Linked DNA regions of Homo sapiens: region 2 is linked to region 1. The links are chromatin loops, found by intact Hi-C in ENCODE. Cell type or tissue: sigmoid colon. All regions are shown on one strand. Links, peaks and the distances in the headings refer to the core of each region. The heading gives the core; the rest is flanking DNA.

What was found. A loop is a pair of places that touch in the nucleus more often than their neighbours do. Peaks named below come from ENCODE experiments on the same cell type or tissue, not always from the same donor. Only the 100,000 strongest peaks of a DNase experiment are listed, where the experiment ranks them.
Region 2: it touches region 1 in a loop (2.2-fold over the local background); 2 of 110 quality-filtered maps call a loop at or near these places.

Annotation. Positions count from the first base shown.
Region 1 is chr3:32,567,684-32,575,833 of GRCh38, reverse strand. It overlaps DYNC1LI1 (dynein cytoplasmic 1 light intermediate chain 1), which reads left to right and starts at 4,976. Exons shown (of 13, transcript NM_016141.4): 1 at 4,976-5,209; 2 at 5,415-5,488. The coding sequence starts at 5,064. RefSeq lists silencers at 4,779-5,038, 5,219-5,708 and an enhancer at 4,983-5,768. In sigmoid colon, for the core only: CTCF peaks have their summits at 5,202 and 5,452; DNase peaks (open chromatin) are centred at 4,953 and 5,563; H3K4me3 peaks cover 2,637 bases; H3K27ac peaks cover 1,711 bases.
Region 2 is chr3:32,417,919-32,426,561 of GRCh38, reverse strand. All of the region lies in intron 1 of CMTM7 (CKLF like MARVEL transmembrane domain containing 7), which reads right to left. Among named protein-coding and RNA genes, the nearest start is that of CMTM7, 30 kb to the right of the region's middle. RefSeq lists a silencer at 2,587-2,676 and enhancers at 6,132-6,211, 6,302-6,371, 6,432-6,491, 5,723-6,922. In sigmoid colon, for the core only: no CTCF peak of the experiment used is centred there; a DNase peak (open chromatin) is centred at 4,221; H3K27ac peaks cover 4,611 bases.

The sequences.
Region 1 (8,150 bases), core at 3,151-8,150:
TAGGACAGAAGTTCAGTTTGGGGCATGTTGAGTTTGAGATATCTATTAGATATTGAAGTGGAGATGTGGAATAGGCAGTTGGCTATATTAACTTGGAGTTCCAGATGGAGCTCTGGGCTGGAGCAATAAATTTAGAAGTCTTTATCATATAGATGGAATTTAAAGTAGTTAGACTGGATGACATCACCAAGGGAGTGAGTGTAGAGAGAGAAGAGGAACAAAGACTGAGTCCAAGAGAGAGAAGAGGAACAAAGACTGAGTCCTGGGGTCCTTGAACACATAGCAGTCAGAAAAATGAGTAAAGAAAAGGAGACTGGGAAGGAACAGCTACCAAGGGAGGAAAAACACAAAGAGAACATGGTGACCTGGCAGCGACATGAAGGATATCCAGAAGGAATGAGCAACTGTATCCTGTGTTGTTGATAGGTCAACAAAGACAAGGATAAAGAGTGTACCATTGTATTAAGCAATAAGGGGGTCATTGACAAGGGTAAGAGCAGTTTCTGTAGAGTCATAGGGGTAAAAGCCTGATTGAAGTGAGCCATAAGGGCAAGGGGGAAGAGGAATTTAAGATAGCATAGAGAGACAATTCTTTTAAAGAGTTTTGATGGCAAAGAAAGGAAAGAGGCCCGGCGTGGTAGCTCACACTTGTAATCCCAGCACTTTGGGAGGCTGAGGAGGGCAGATCTCTTGTGATCAGGAGTTCAAGACCTGCCTGGCCAACAGGTGAAACCCTGTCTCTAATACAAAAATTAGCCAGGTGTGGTGGTGTGCACCTGTAATCCCAGCTACCCAGAAGGCTGAGGCAGGAGAATAGCTTGAATCCCGGAGGCGGTGGTTGCAGTGAGCCGAGATTGCACCACTGCACTCCAGCCTGGGAGACAGAGGGAGACCCTCAAATAAAAGGAAAGATATGTAGTAGTAGCTGGTGAAGGAATGGGGTTCAGGGAAATGTTTCTTTCTTTTTTTTAAAATTAGAGAATCAATAGTATGTTTGTATGTTAATGGCAATAATCTAGTGGAAATAAAAAATGATTATATAGAGAAAGGGAATAATTGTTGGAACAATGTCATTGAGTTGAGGATAGGAGATGGGTTCTAGTGCATAGAGAATGCTTTAGTATAAGAGTATGGATTATTCTTTCGATACTTAGCAGGAGGGAAGAGTATGAAAGTGCAAATAATGGAAGGGGGATAGATGTGTTAGTGGGAATTTGTAGAAGTTGCAAAGGATTCCAATAAGGAGAAAAAAGAACACATAACAAAGATTTAGAAATCAGAATGGCTTTGGATTTCTCAATGGTAACACTAGAATCTAACAGATAAGGGGGCCAAGGCTTTAAAAACCTAAGGGAAGATAGCTTGTAACTCAAGAATTCTATACTTAACCAAACTATTATTAAGTGAGGGTAGATTAAATGCATTTTCAAACACAGGAGGTGTGCTAGATATCTTGTTTGCCCCTTGAGATCCTTCTCTATTCCCACTTTGTGCTCAGGGAGGTAGACCTGCATGGATTGCTTCACTTGGGTCTCTTGTCCTCTGGCTCCTGGTTGGGTTTGGTCAAAGGGCAACACTGGTGGGAGACCAGGGGGCAGAAAGAAAGGGATGGATACTGTGTTCCTTTACTGAAGACTATAAATCTTGGTGGGCAACACTTTCCTATAAGCTGCATCTCTCTCTGGATTCTAGTAAACATTCCTTCCTCTATCCCTTTCAAGCCTAAGGCTTCCTGCTGTTGCTAGTCCTATCTCTTCACACTGTTCACACCTTTGTAAACAGTCCCTTTATTAAGCTTTCCTCTAGCACCCCCTTAAGAATGCCATTTTTCCTCTGGTTGACCTTGACTGGATACACTGGTGTCCAAAGACTTACCAGTGAGCCTTTTTATCAGAAAACTATTGGGGGAAGTTCTCCACTAAAACAAGAAGACACAAGATTGAGGCAAAGGGAATCTTCTGAACAATGGTGAAAGATCACAGGATGACAGCTGTGTATTCAGTTTCAGAATAACCAACTCAGAATGGAGCAGGCTAGAAGGTTCTTAAAGGTGTCTTTAAGAAGGTAAAATTGTTAAAATACCTAACAAGGAGTTTTACACAGCTGGGACGGGAATTTGAAACTGAATTAAAGACATGGAAATCTAAGCAAATGAAAAAGAAGATGGTTGGCCGGGCGCAGTGGCTCACGCCTGTAATCCCAGCACTTTGGGAGGCCAAGGCGGGTGGATCACCTGAGGTCAGGAGTTTGAGACTAGGCTGACCAACAAGGTGAAACGCCGTTTCTACTAAAAATACAAAAATTAGCCAGGTGTGTTGGCAGGCACCTGTAGTCCCAGCTACTCGGGAGGCTGAGACAGGAGAATTGCTTGAACCCAGAAGGCGGAGGTTGCAGTGAGCCGAGATCGCACCAATGCACTCCAGCCTAGGCGATGGAGCAAGACTCCGTCTCAAAAAAAAAAAAAAAAAAAAGAAAAAAGAAAAACAAGATGGTTATTAATTTTAGATGTAAGAAAACATTGGGCAATAAAGAAAAAGCAATCATAGTATAGAAAACAGGTCAATTATAAAACAGCATTTATGCAACAAAAATTCCAAGGGACTGATGAATTATTTCCTTTTATAGACTTCCTCATAATATATAGCTTCCCTATTTTTGTAATGTAGAGGTTTTCACAGAAGGTATTTACCAGAATAGCATCTAAAATTACGAGGACATTTATTTTAACATGGTTTGGCCTAGGTCATTTTACAGACTAGACAGTAAAAAATCTCAGCTTATCTATAAACTTCTGATCTGTGTGACCTGGGGTAGGTTACTTAATTTTGCTGACCCTTACAAAGTATGAGGATTGCAAATACAACACACAGAGTGCCTGGCACATAGTAGGCATTCATAAATGACCACTTTTGTCAGCCACCTTAATGGAAGAATGCTGGATAGGGATATTATAAAACCACAAGGAATACAACTTTGACCTCAATTTAGGTGGGTAGTTGAGCATCTGGAAGTCATGAGGTGTTGAAGCCTGACACTATTATAAAAGTAAACACTTCTCAGACTAAGCAAATATGATATGGAACTGACAACAAAATTGAGGGGAAAATGCTCTGAGGAAGATGACTGAAAGAATAAAGTACAGAGTAAAATGGCTTTCAGAGGGGCCAAGAGCAGTATACAGCTCTCCTTTAGAACAGTAACATAAAGACTCAGCTTCTCCTGGGGGTCTCCATCCTGCTTTGTGCCACAGAAAGTGTAGGACTACTGGGGAGGGTTCTGGTTCCTTTCTTAAGTATATAAACAACAAAATCAAAAGTTTTATTTTATTTATTTATTTATTTATTTAGTGACAGGGTCTTGCTCTGTCATCCAGGCTGGATTGCAGTGGCATGATCACAGTTCACTGCAGCCTCGACCTCCTGGACTCAGGTGATCCTCCCACCTCAGCCTCCTAAATAGCTGGGACTATAGGCACACACCACCACGCTTGGCTAATTTTTTGTAGAGCCGGGGTTTCGCCATGTTGCCCAGGCTGGTCAAGAACTCCTGGGCTTAAGCAATCTGCCTGCCTTGGCCTCCCAAAGCGCTGGCATTACAGGTGACAAAGAATTTTAGCTCCAAGAGTTCTTTAGGCCCATCACTTCTAGAGGTTGGTCAGATATTAATGGTGTGAAAGGTAAAGAAAGTCATTGATAACAATTAACATGTGGTAAGCGCTTAAGATTTGCCAGTCGTTATTCTAAGCCATTTTACATGAATCATCCCGTTTAATCTCAATAACAACTCTAAGTTCTTTTATCCTCATTTGACAGATAAGGAAACTGAGACTCACGGAGGTTAAGTAAATTGCCTAAGGTTACACAGCCAGTAAACTCGAAGAGCTAGACCTGAACTCAGATTTGCCAGCCTCCAAAGGCTTCCAGACTTCTAACCGTAATGCTAATATATAGCAAATAGTCTTTAGTTGTGGATTTTCTCACTAGCATAACAGCATTGATCAGGCCATATTCTAGCAAGTGATTTTCAAATATGAAGTGACAGAGATAACATACAAAGGCCAGGCAATTTTAAGCAAATGCTCTTACAGGTGTACTAGGACAGAGCCTTAAAACCAATGACTCCTTCTAAACATGGAGTTCAGACATTCAAATACCTTTACCTAGTAAAGTTCTAATAGAAAAGGAGTTATTTTAGGGCTAGTATAAGTCCATCCATGTATTCCCAGTGTCAACTGTGCTCGACGTAGTAAGTGTGGAATCAATGTCTAGTGACCGGTTAGATGACCCGCATAGTGGATCTTTTCAAATCTCACATGGAGGATCTCATACAAAAACATTAAGAACATTAAAGCAAGCCCTGACAATAATTTTTAAAAAATAACAGTCTATTTCCAGGGTAAACAATTACTTTGTCACGCCGCTGCTTAGGGGCTCGGAGAACCTGCTTCTGATGTGGGTCCAGGTTGAGGAACACTTCGCCACTTGAGAACGCAAATAAAGTCCAGAAATCCAGGACCACAGCAATACTCCAGCCCAGGGTTGCAGGGCAGCCTCTTTACCAGCCGGGCGACCCATTTCTATCTTGGCGCCGGCGAAGCGCCGGTTTGGGCGGGGGACCGCTCTCAGCCTGAACAGTGGGTGGGCCGGCAATGACAATGCAGGAATTCCGCGCAGGCCGCAGGGTTTGGGGACCTGTCTGAAGGGTGGGAGGGAGCACTTTTCACCTGACACACCCAACCCCCCTGCCGCAGCCCAGGGCCGCGGATGAGCGGAAGGAAAGCACTTCCATACTGTCAGATCACTGGGCTTCAGTTGCAGCATAGCGGCCCACCCCGCCGCCCGCGTACGCTCAGCCCCTCAGCGCCGGCCAGGCAGCCACGCACGCGCAGTCCGTTCTCGCTCGCTCCATCAGTCCTGGCCCGGCCCGGGGCCCCGCCCCCGCAGGCCCCGCCCCGCTCCCGTGCGCTGAACGCCCCATATCCGGGTTCCCGCCGCCTCCACCGCCACCGCCTCAGCCGCCTCGCACATTTAGTCTTGCCGGGAGTGGTGTGATTCCCGACCAAGATGGCGGCCGTGGGGCGAGTCGGCTCCTTCGGTTCTTCTCCGCCGGGATTATCCTCGACTTACACTGGCGGCCCCTTGGGCAACGAGATAGCGTCGGGCAACGGTGGCGCCGCGGCAGGCGACGACGAGGACGGGCAGAACCTTTGGTAACGACTCCACCTCTCCCTCAGCCCCCGCTGGCTCCCCCGGCCTTGCGCGGACGCCTCGGGATCCCGTGCCCGCTGGAGCTCGGCGCCGGGCCCGGCCACTGCGTTCCCGGCAGCCCCATCCCCGGCGCGCCGAGGCCGGGTCCGTCCCTCCCGCGCTGCGGCTCCGGCCTCCGGCCTCACCGTACGCCTTGCTTCCCGTTAGGTCCTGCATCCTCAGCGAGGTCTCCACCCGCTCGCGCTCCAAGCTCCCTGCGGGGAAGAACGTGCTACTGCTGGGTAAGTGTTCCCTGCCTCGCCCCGCCCCGCCCGGCCCCCAGCGGCCCGGGGTACCTGGTCCGCGGGCTAGCTCGCTGGCTCTCTTTGTGCGGACAGCCGGCCCAGCCCCGCCCCGCCTCGCCTCCCGACCTGTCGCGGATGGCTGGGAGAGAAGGGGAACACGAGACCCTTGACCCAGGACCTGCGGGGACCCGCCCTCCCTCAGGTTCCTCCTCCTCCTCCCCGGTATATGGGGGTGGCCCTGACAGCTTCCCCTGGGAAGGACAGAATTCGATCGCTCATCTGAGGGATTCTCGTGGCCTGGGGTTTATCTAGAAAATGACAGGTTTTCTTTCATCACAAAAATTGGTAGCAGGAGGCTCTTTGCGAGAGCTGCAGCGCAAATGGCATGCCATTAATATTTAATAGCTGACTCTTTGTATAATTGACAGAAGCTAGAACTAAGACCTGGCGATAAATGTTCTTGATTCAGCGTTCTCTGGTACAATGTGCTCGTGTTGCAGCTACCTTAACTGTCACATATAATTCTGAAATTTGTAAAGGGCAGTAGAACACAACTTTCTAGTTAAGTCTTTTCAGCCAAATGGATGTAATAAGGAGAAACGGTCCAGTGTCAGTTCTCCTGATTGTTCTGTATCTCCTCGGCTCTCTGGAAGTTGTGTATTCTGTTTCTTTAGTGACTCTGGGGGTGGGGATAGAGGACTGAGGGAGAATAGTTCGCAGATTCGCATTTTTCTAGGCTTAGCTCCTGAATCATTTATAGGAGAAATTTCTCTATATAGCTCTTTACATGCGAGATAACTGAAGTTTGGCTTATACGATGATTAAATTTAAAAACTTTGGTATTTGGTGTCGGCTCAATACCAGAGTTTTTTGTTGTTGTTGTTGTTGTTTTGGTTATATCCATCTAAAAACAGGAAACAAGAAGTCAAATACTACTTGATAGGCTGCGTGGTTAAATATGAATGTTTACATAGAAAAAATTACTTTTTTAATAGACTGCTGCCAAGCAAGAATATATGATTATTGATATTCTTTAAAGCTACATGGAGCTAGTTGAAAAATTAGTTTTTACCCTTGTTTTTAATGTGGTTGAAAGCACCTACTGAAGATTAGCCTGGATTGAGTCACTGCCCTATCACATATAAGCCCTAGGATCTTAAGCAAGTTGCTTGACATCTATAAACCTCAGTTTCTTCATCTTTAAAATGGTTGTTATAGAAATAATAATACTTGCCTCTAGGGTTGTGGCGGGAATCAAATGAGTTAATGTTTGTATCGTGGTAATATTTGCAAGTGATACTTTGTCATGGATTTATCTTAAACTGCATTAGAAAATATTTGTGATCAGAACTTTTTAAAAAATTGAATTAGTGCCTACATAAGTGATATTCATAGGGCAAAAATAAATTAGGATCCAAAAGCAAAAAAAAATTGTATAATATATTTTTAGTTTACTAATTTAAACAAATTACTACTCATTTCTAAGGTAAAATGGATTTAAGCTCATATGACCTCATTGAAATTGATTCTATTTTAATTAAATATTTGGAAACACTGTCATGGTAAAGGTAAGATTCAGTAGTTTTGTTCTTATTTTATACATTTTGTCCAGTTATTTCTGCACATTAGATATTGTGTAGATGATTCTGTTTATGGTAAAACAAAAGTGGCAGTTTTGTTCATTTTTTGGTATACCTAATTTGCACTGAGGTTGTGCCATTTTTTTTTTAACACCCCTTTGACACTGGGTCTGTGCATGGGACTGAGTGTTCTTAGAGGTCCCAGCCTCCTTCACTCCACCATACAAGAATAGATTAAATTTCCTTTTTTATGAACTTAATAGTTCATAAAGTGCATCTAATATCAGGTAATATGAGCTTGAAATTTAATATTTTTCTTTCAGTACTATTGGGATTTTCATCAGAGAGTCCTTTTCAGCTTTGGAAGGAGCTAATAACTGATTTGTATACTGGTTACAAAAATAGAGTTAACTTTCTAAAATACCCCTGAAGATTTCTTACAGACATTTCACCGTCACATATGGCAGCATTCACTCTGTGCTGGTGGAGGAAAGAAATACCAAATAGGGATTGTGGTTTTCTTTGTTATGAGTTTGAAGGTGCTAGGCAGGAGGATGCTTGACCCTAATACATCTTTCATGAATGCAAGTGGTCTCTGGAGTCTCTTATTTAAAAAAACAAATCTAAGGCCAGGCACAGTGGCCCACGCCTGTAATCCCAGCATTTTGGGAGGCCGAGGGGTGGATCGTTTGAGCTCAGGAGTTGGAGACCAGCCTGGGTAGTATGGTGAAACCCCATGTCTACAAAAAATAAAAAAATTGGCCTGGCACGGCAGCTCCTGCCTGTAATCCCAGACTTTAGGAGGCCTAGGTGAGCGGATCACCTGAAGTTAGGAGTTAGAGACCAGCCTGGTCAATATGGTGAAACCCCATCTCTACTACAAATACAAAAATTAGCTGGGCATGGTGGCACACACCTGTAATCCCAGTTACTCGGGAGGCTGAGGCAGGAGAATTGCTTGAGCCCGGGAGGCGGAGGTTGCAGTGAGCCAAGATCGTGCCACTGCACTCCAGCCTGGGTGACAGAGCGAGACTCTGTCTCAAAAAAAAAAAAAAAAAAGGCCGGGTATGATGGTGCAT
Region 2 (8,643 bases), core at 1,167-6,166, 150 kb after region 1:
CGCCACCCTAATAAAACCACAGATAATATATTTGAAGAAAAATACTACAGACAAAATGTCAACTGTGACTCTTTGGGGGTCATGGCATTATGGGTGATTATTTCCCCTTCATGCTTTTTCTGTGTTTTTTAAAATTCTGTATTAAAAATATTACTATTTTGTAATTATGAAAAATGTAGCTTTAAATAATCTTGCTTTCATAACATGGGAAAATATTCATGACATAAATATTAAAAAGGTTAAGAAAGACTCATGGTGTGAAAATATAACCACTGAGAGAAGAAAATGGAAGCCAAGTGCCTGGTGTGTTAACTGTGGTTAGCTCTAGTTTTAACTCAGGGTTTTAGGTTAGGGGAGCAGATATTCTAGTTTGCTCAGGCAAATCCCAGTTTTTGTTTTGTTTTTTTGTTTTTTTTGAGACGGAGTTTCACTCCTGTTGCCCAGGCTGGAGTGCAATGGTGCGATCTTGGCTCACCGCAAACTCTGCCTCCCAGGTTCAAGCGATTCTCCTGCCTTAGCCTCCCAAGTAGCTGGGATTATAGGCGTGCGCCACCATGCCTGGCTAATTTCATATTTTTAGTAGAGATGGGGTTTCTCCATGTTGGTCAGGCTGGTCTCAAACTCCCAACTTCAGGTGATCCGCCCACCTCGGCCTCCCAAAGTGCTAGGATTACAGGCGTGAGCCACCACACCCAGCCAAATCCCAGTTTTATGCTTGTGACCAGGTGCCGACCGGTGTCCTTTCCTGCTCAAAAATATCCTGTTAAAATTACACACCCAACCTAATTATAAGGAGTTCTAAGGTGTTTTTCTAGACTTCTAAATTCTAGTGAACTCAATGTGTTTCCTTAATTCCAATTTGTACCTTTCTACATTTTAATGTTGTTGAGACTGGAATGTACTATATATACAACAGATTGGCACTCTTCCCCCACCAACCGAACAAGTTATAAAAATCAATGGTCTTAAGGTTGGTGGGAGCTTAGAATTGAGGAAACAGAGCATGTTAATTTACAAATGGGAAAAATTTAGAAAATACATTAAATGCTCTTTTATTTTTTTTTTTTTCCTGGAAAGTCAAGATTCTAAGACCTGGGTAACTAGATAAAATCAGACAAATGAAATCCCTATATACAGCTAGGGTCTTACTGGGATTAGGAGCTCATGTTTCCCACAGGCTCCCTGATGAGGTCAATAACAAAATAAAAGGGTGTGACTGCCAAGAAATCTTCTCCAGGACTGGCAGGAGTGGGGCAGGATCTACAGCCCTTGCTGAGACATAAGCTTTTTTTATAAGGAGCCGAAATAATACCAATAATGATAATTATTTTCATAAATGGCTAATACTCATTACGCACTTATGTGCCAGGCATAGGGCTGTCAAATTATTATGACAACCCTATTATGCCCCTCATTCTACAGATGAGGACACTGAGGCACAGAGAGGCACCTGCTCTAGACCACAGAGCTGTTTACACAGAACTGGGATTCAGTCCTTTCCATCTGGCTGCAAGGTCTGCTTCTTAACCACTGACACTGCTTCCTGCCTCTTCTATGTTTTTTCTACGTTTTTTGCCTCTGGCCTCTGTTTTCAGCAAAGCTCTAACTATAAAGGTTTCCCAGGACAGTGGCTCATGCCTATAATCCCTGCACTTTGGGAGGCCGAGGTGGACAGATCTTTTGAGCTCAGGACTTTGAGACCAGCCTGGGCAACACGGCAAAACCCCATCTCTACAAAAAATTGAAAAGTTAGCTGGGTGCAGTGGCGCACACCTGTGGTCCAGCTACTCGGAAGGCCGAGGCTGGGAGGATTGCTGGAGGCCTGGGAGGTTGAGACTGCAGTGAGCCATGATCAAGCCACTGCACTCCAGCCTGGGCGACAGAGTGAGACCATGTATCCCCCCAGCCGCAAAAAAAAAAAAAACCTTTCCCCAAGGGCTCAGTGGTCTGGGAGAGGGGGCAAGAGGCTTAAACAAGCTCCCTGCAACCAGATATTCTGAATCCTTTGGCCTTGGTAATGGGGTATAAAAGAACACCCAACACTGCGTTCATGTACTGTGGCTGTGTTTTCCAAAAATGGCCACAGCGATACTTCTAGTCTCATATGCTCTTGCAGAACCTTGCCACTCCCCATCAGGAAGTATAATCTGTTTCCTCTCCCCTTGAAGCTGGGCAGGCCTTGGTGGCCGCCTGTAATGTGATGGAAGTGACACGACGTGATCTGCAAGGTGAGGTCGCAGCCTACAATACCAGTTCTTTCTGGTCCGCACTCTCAGGCTGCTCGCCCTAGGAACCCTGGCACCATGTTATGAGAGGCTTAGAGCACTGGAGAGGCCATGTGTAGGTGTTACAGCCCATAAGGCCGCCAGCCAGCATCAACTGCAATGTGAGACAGTAAGCCTTCAGATGACTCTGGCCCCAGCTTTCAAGTCTTCTCAGCTGAGGCCTCAGGCATTGTGGAGTAGAGATAAGCCTTCTCCACTGCGCCCTGTCTGGATTCCCGACCTGCAGAATTTGTAAGAATAAGTGGTTGTTTTACACCATTAAATTTTTGAGTAATCCGTTATGGAACAAGCACTTAAAGAGAAAAAGGTCCTATCTGGCCTCTATTGAAAGTAACATATGCACTGTTCTGGGTTTCATGTTTTGATTCTTTGCACAGGGAAGCTGAAATCTATCCAGAGGACAGTGACGGGCACAGGTGAAAGAGACACCATCTGTGACCTGCACCTGGGGGGCTGGCTTAAAAATGTGTCCTCAGCAGATACTCTTAGGATGGCTCAGCTAAAAGGCAGCTGTCACCTCTGAGAAGCTTGTTACTGAATATTATAGAATGAAACCACCCTGGTGGCCAAACCTTGAGAATAGCTTGATAAACCCCCACCTCCATACTACATCACTGCAGTTCTGCTCATTCTGAATCCCCTGCAGGCTAGAGGCTCTGACGGGGCTAACTGCTGGGCCTGGGGGCTCCACGCTCTGCTTCAGGTCAATGAAGAATGTCAGTGACAGAGACACTTTGGAGAGCTCTTGGTTTTGGCTTCCCAGTAGCCACAGAAACCGAGAAGGAGCAGTAGGAAGACACACAACTTCTGCCTCCACCCTCCTCTCGGCCCCTACCCCTGAGCAGCTTATAAGAATCATTTACTCATGTTCTCTGTAAGATTCCATTTGAAAAGAGAGTTCTACCAGCAAATATATCTACATATTGATTTTTCTTAAAATGAAATGTGGCCACTCTTCAGTGCCACAGCAAAGGTAGGTCCTTTTGAGTTTGGTGTGCTCATACCACCCAATGTGTGCTTTGTGACAATGCAATTATCTGACCACTTTTCTCTACTCGAGCTACTAGCCTGCTGGCCTCAGAAGGATGAGAGGCACGTGGACAGTGCTGTCACTGCAGTTACCCCAGGAGAAGCCAGCCCAGATCAGATGACAGCAGCCAACCCCCAGCCACAGAAGCAAGCCTAATTTATAATGAGCAGAGCCAATCCCCAGCTGACCTCAGTCATGTCAGCAATGAACTTTTATTGCTGTATGCCACTGAGGTTTTGTGCCTACAGTTATGATGGCTGGACTTATGATAGTTCAACTTATGATTTTTCAACTTTACAATGGTATGGAAGTGATATACATTCAGTAGAACATCAATAAATTACTTGGGTTATTCAACACTTTATTACCAAATAGGCTTTGTACTAAATGATTTTGCCAAACTGTAGGCTAATGTAAGTGTTCTGGGCATGTTTCAGGTGGGCCAGGCTAAGCTATAATGTTTGGTAGGTTGAGGGTATTAAATGCGTTTTTGACTTAACAGTACTTTCAACTTGCAATGGATTTCTCAGGAGTAACCTCACCATAAGTTGAGAAGTGTCTGTATTTGTTATCTAGCAAAAGCTAACTGATACATCTGTTTTCAGAATTTTCCTGGTTTCCCAGTCAGGCAACCCTAGCTTTTAAAAAGGAAAGGAGAATGAAGTTATTCATTCAAGGATTATCTACTGATGGCCAAATACACGTCCAGCTCTGTGCTTGGCATTAGGGCTACGAGACGGCACTGGTTGCCATTTTGCCAAAGATAATCCTAAGGAACCTTGACACAGAAGAAATAGTTCTGCTGCTGAGTACTTTTGCCACTATCCTGGGGAAATAAATATTTGGAGAAGCTGTGGGGCCAGTCCCAGCAGGAGGCCTGGCACCCAGCCCTGGGCCCGTGCCAGAAGTGAGTGCCTGTTGAGTTTCACAATGTGGGTGTAGGCCGCCTTGATTAAAACCCCAGGCAGCACAATGCCAAATAAGTGCCAGCCTGGGGAAGAAGAAATTAGTCTGGGATAAAAAACGACAAAACAAGAATAGAAAAGCCATTAAGGGATTTGTAAGCATGTGTCACGGATGAAAAATCACTATTGTTGAGAACGTGTGATCATCACGTTGTGCCCTGTGGGGCCTGGGGAAGGAAGTATGAGTGTTAGCCAAAGGCTTGCCTTCCATCAGAGGAAGGAAGGCCAAACAGGAGCAATAAAGCATGGCTAGCAACCCCCACAGGTCAGACAGTCACTCAACACAGACAGTAGGGGCTAGTTCACCCCGTTGGGCCTCAGTTTCCTCATCTTTGGCATGAGGGATAATAATCAAATATACTACAAAGAGTTAATGAGTTAATACAAGGATTAAATGAACTAATTCAGGCAAAATATTTAGAACAGCCTGGTACTGCTCCAGTAAATGCTCAACAAATGTTAGGTATTAAAACTTCTTTCAGAAGTTTCTTGGGAGGAACAAATAGGATAATGTTTGAGGTCTTGGCACAAAGTAGCACAAAAATGATGATTCCTCTAAGTGCAGTGTGTTGTCACCAGGAGATGAGCAAGATATGAGGACAGCTTAGACACGGACCCTGTCCTAAAGGGTAAGGAGCTTAAGATCCAGACACAAGTAACGACAACAAAACAGGGGATAAATACCACCAGAGAGCTACAATTTGTGAGGAATAGAGGAAGGAGAAGGTCAGGCATGTCCCGTATGAAGAGCAGACATGGCCCTGGTGTGGACTCCACAAAAGCATTCCAACACACAGAGAAGGGGAATCAGAGGCTTCTGGCAGTGGGAACACAGCCACAGAAGGCATAGGGGTGGGAAAGCACAAGAGTATATTTGGGAACAAGAGGGTTGTTGTCCATGTTAGGCAAACTGCACAGGTATGTGAAGAGGTGTGATGGGAAGCAAAGCTGGCGGGATGGGGTGGGGATCAGATTCCAGGCTGAGGAAGTAGATATGCTAGGTGGGCGATGGGGAGCCAGTGAAGGTTATTGAGCAGAGAAGAGCCACAGCAGAATTGTTCTTCAGGAAAATGAATCTAGTAGCAGGTGGACTGGAGATGGGAGAGAAAAGACACAGAAGTCAGTTTGTAGGAGGCTGTGTCAGTTCTAGCAAGGCAATGGGGACTGAAATCAGAATAGTGGCCAGAAGAAAAGGGAGAGGAGCTGGGTGGGAGAGGAGGGCAGCAGGTGGCAGGAATGTCCCAGGGAGCCTCCAGGGACCCAGGCTGCACGGTGAGGTGGGGAGCAGGGTCGCCTCCAGTGGGAGGGTCCAGACAGCCGGTGAGACCAACAAAAAAACTTCCCTGGCTGGCTTGGCTGCCTCAGATTGTTGACAACATGGTCAAGCGATTCCGTCTGTGCAAACTCTGCCATAAACTAAACCGCTGAGTCAAGCAAGCAGGCAGCAGGCCTTGCCACTTCTGCAGGCCATTAGCTGGCCCCCTCTCCTGCCCCCAGACCCAGTTCTGAGGAACAACTCCCCAGAGAGGGCCTCTCCCACCTGCTCTCTGGCCGCTGCATTTTTTAGGGAACAAAAAGCCAGCTGTGGTAAACCGCCCTTCAGTCAGGCAGACAGTGGGACTATGGCGTGGACACCTTGCCCCTTTCTTCCTCCTCCAGCCTTTTCAACCGTGTCCCCAGTTCAAAGGCATGATCATTGTGACCTGCAGGCCCAGGTACAGCTGAAGTCATTTCAGAAGGCTGGCGTAGAGTCAGCCCTCCCCTGCTGCCTGCATTCTCCTTTGCTTTCTCACTTTTGAGTCATCTGAGTGCCAAGTGAAAACAAAGACCTCCCTTCAGAAAGTTCCCCACCTCATTGGGCTTCACTTTTTAAAAATAACCTGTTAGGCTGGAACCTGGCCACTCCCTACATTTCCCCTCACCCGGCCTGCGGGGTCATTCTCAGGCCTCCTTGCCACTGCAAAAGCCTCCTGGTGGAAAGACAAAGAAGGCCTTTCAGTCCCCATGAAGCAGGCTCTGCTTCTGCCCTGATCTGGATGCATCTGGAGGAAACAGGGAGGCCACAAAGAGACATGGACGAAAGGTTCATCCTCAACAATACCTCCTCTCATGTGCCTGCTAATGGAGAACTAGACTGCTCAGATAAACACAAATAAACTGTTCTTCTAAGGTGACAACAGGGACCCAGCACTTGGTAGGACCTCAATAATGTGACGCAAATCAATTTGAATCTAGCTACTGGACTCAAATACTTCTTCCTACATCCTGTTCCTGAATTGAGCTGCATAACTTCAAGTTTTTCTAACATGTAGGCAAAAAGGAGAAACAGATAAACCCAAAAGAACACCAACCACACAGAGAGGAAAGAGAGACCAGGATTCAGAATAACCCACACTAGACCATGAATACATGAATATCTCAAAAGGAAGGACGCAAAGTGGGTTGAGTCATTAACAAGCTTACAGAGAAACTCCAGGCTATCAAAAACCCTCCATAAAATATTAGCATATCATATCCAACATATATAAGAAATACAAATGTACCACAGCTAAGGTTTATCACAGGAATGCATGAGTAGTTCAGTACTTCCAAATGTTTCAAATGTATATGCCTTATGAACAGACAAAACAAGAAAAGCCATATATTCGTATCAACTGAGACAGAAAAAGCGGCATTTGACAAAATTCAATATCCAGTCATGATTAAACAAAACAAAACAAAACTTTCAGCAAGCAAGGATAGGAGGGAACTTCCTTGACTGAGAAAGGGCATCTAAAAACCAACCCACAGCTAACATGATACTTGATGAGATACTGCATGCTTTCCCCCAACACAGGGAACAAGGAAAAGATGTCTTTTCTCACATTCTTATACTGCTGGAAGTTGCAATAAGGTAAGAAAAAGAAATAGAGGCATATGGATTGAAAAGGAAGAAACAAAACTACTTCATTGGTAGACAACATAATGATCTATGTAGAAAATCCCAAAGAATCTACTAAAAACCTCCTTAGAACTAATAAATAACTTTAGTAATGTCATGAGATACAAAACCAATTTACAAAAATCAACTGCATTTCAATATCTTAGCAATGAACAACTGAAGTTAAAAATTAAACACAAAGGAGAGGACTATTTACAATAGCAGCAAAAAGGGAAATATTTATTAGGTATAAATCTAACTTTACAATATGGTGAAAATGATAGAACACTGGTGAAAGAAATCAAAGACCTAAATAATTGGAAGGGCTCACCGTGTTCATAGATATTATTAATTCATGATATTATTAATGAGCCAATTCTCCCCAAATGGATATGCAGGTTCAACACAATTTCAATCAAATCCCAGTGATAGGCTTTATTACTGTTATTTTTGTAATATTGGAAAACTGATTCTAAAATTCATATGAAAAGGGCAAGGAATGAGAATAACCAAAAACAACTTTGCAAAAGAGCACTATCCAATTTCAAGATTTACTATTAAGTTACAGTAATCAAGACAGTGTGGTACTGGTGAAAGCTTAGACAAATAGACGAATGCAGCAAAACAGAGTCCAGAAATAGACCCATATGAATATAATCAGCTGGTCTTTTGAGAGAAGTGTAAAGTAATTCAGTGGAGAAAGGATATCCTTGTCAACAAGTAGTGCTAGAAAAACTTGATATCCATATATAAAACAACGACCCCTGGCCCATACTTAACCCTTATGCAAAAATTAATTCAAAACGGATCACAGACCTAAAATATAAAACTGTAAAACGTCTGGAAGAAAACGTAGGAGAAAATCTTTGTGACTTGGATTAGGAAAAGAGTTTTTAGATAAGATACTGAAAACACAATCCATAAGGAAAAAAAACTGATAAATTAGACTTTATCAGAGTTAACTTTTGCCCTGCTCTTTCGAGAGACTAAGAGAAAGAAAAGGCAAGATATAGAGCAGTGGAAACATTTTGTAAATCCCATTTCTGACAAAGAACTTTATCCAGAATATACGAACAATACTCAAAACCTAAAAATAAAAAACCAACAAGCCTATTTTTAAAAATGGGCAAAAAATGTGAATAGATACTTCACCAAAGAGGCTATGTGGATGGCAAATAAGCACATGAAAAGATGTTCAACATTATAGTCTTTAGGGAAATGGAAATTAAAACCACAATAAGGACAGGCGCGGTGGCTCGCAACTGTAATCCCAGCACTTTGGGAGGCTGACGCAGGTGGAGCTCTTAAGCCCAGGAGTTCGAGACCAGCCTTAGCAACACAGGGAAACCTGGTCTCTACAAAAAATACAAAAATTAGCTAGGTGTGGTGTTACACGCCTATAGTCCCAGCTATTCAGGAGGCTGAGATGGGAGGATTGCTTGA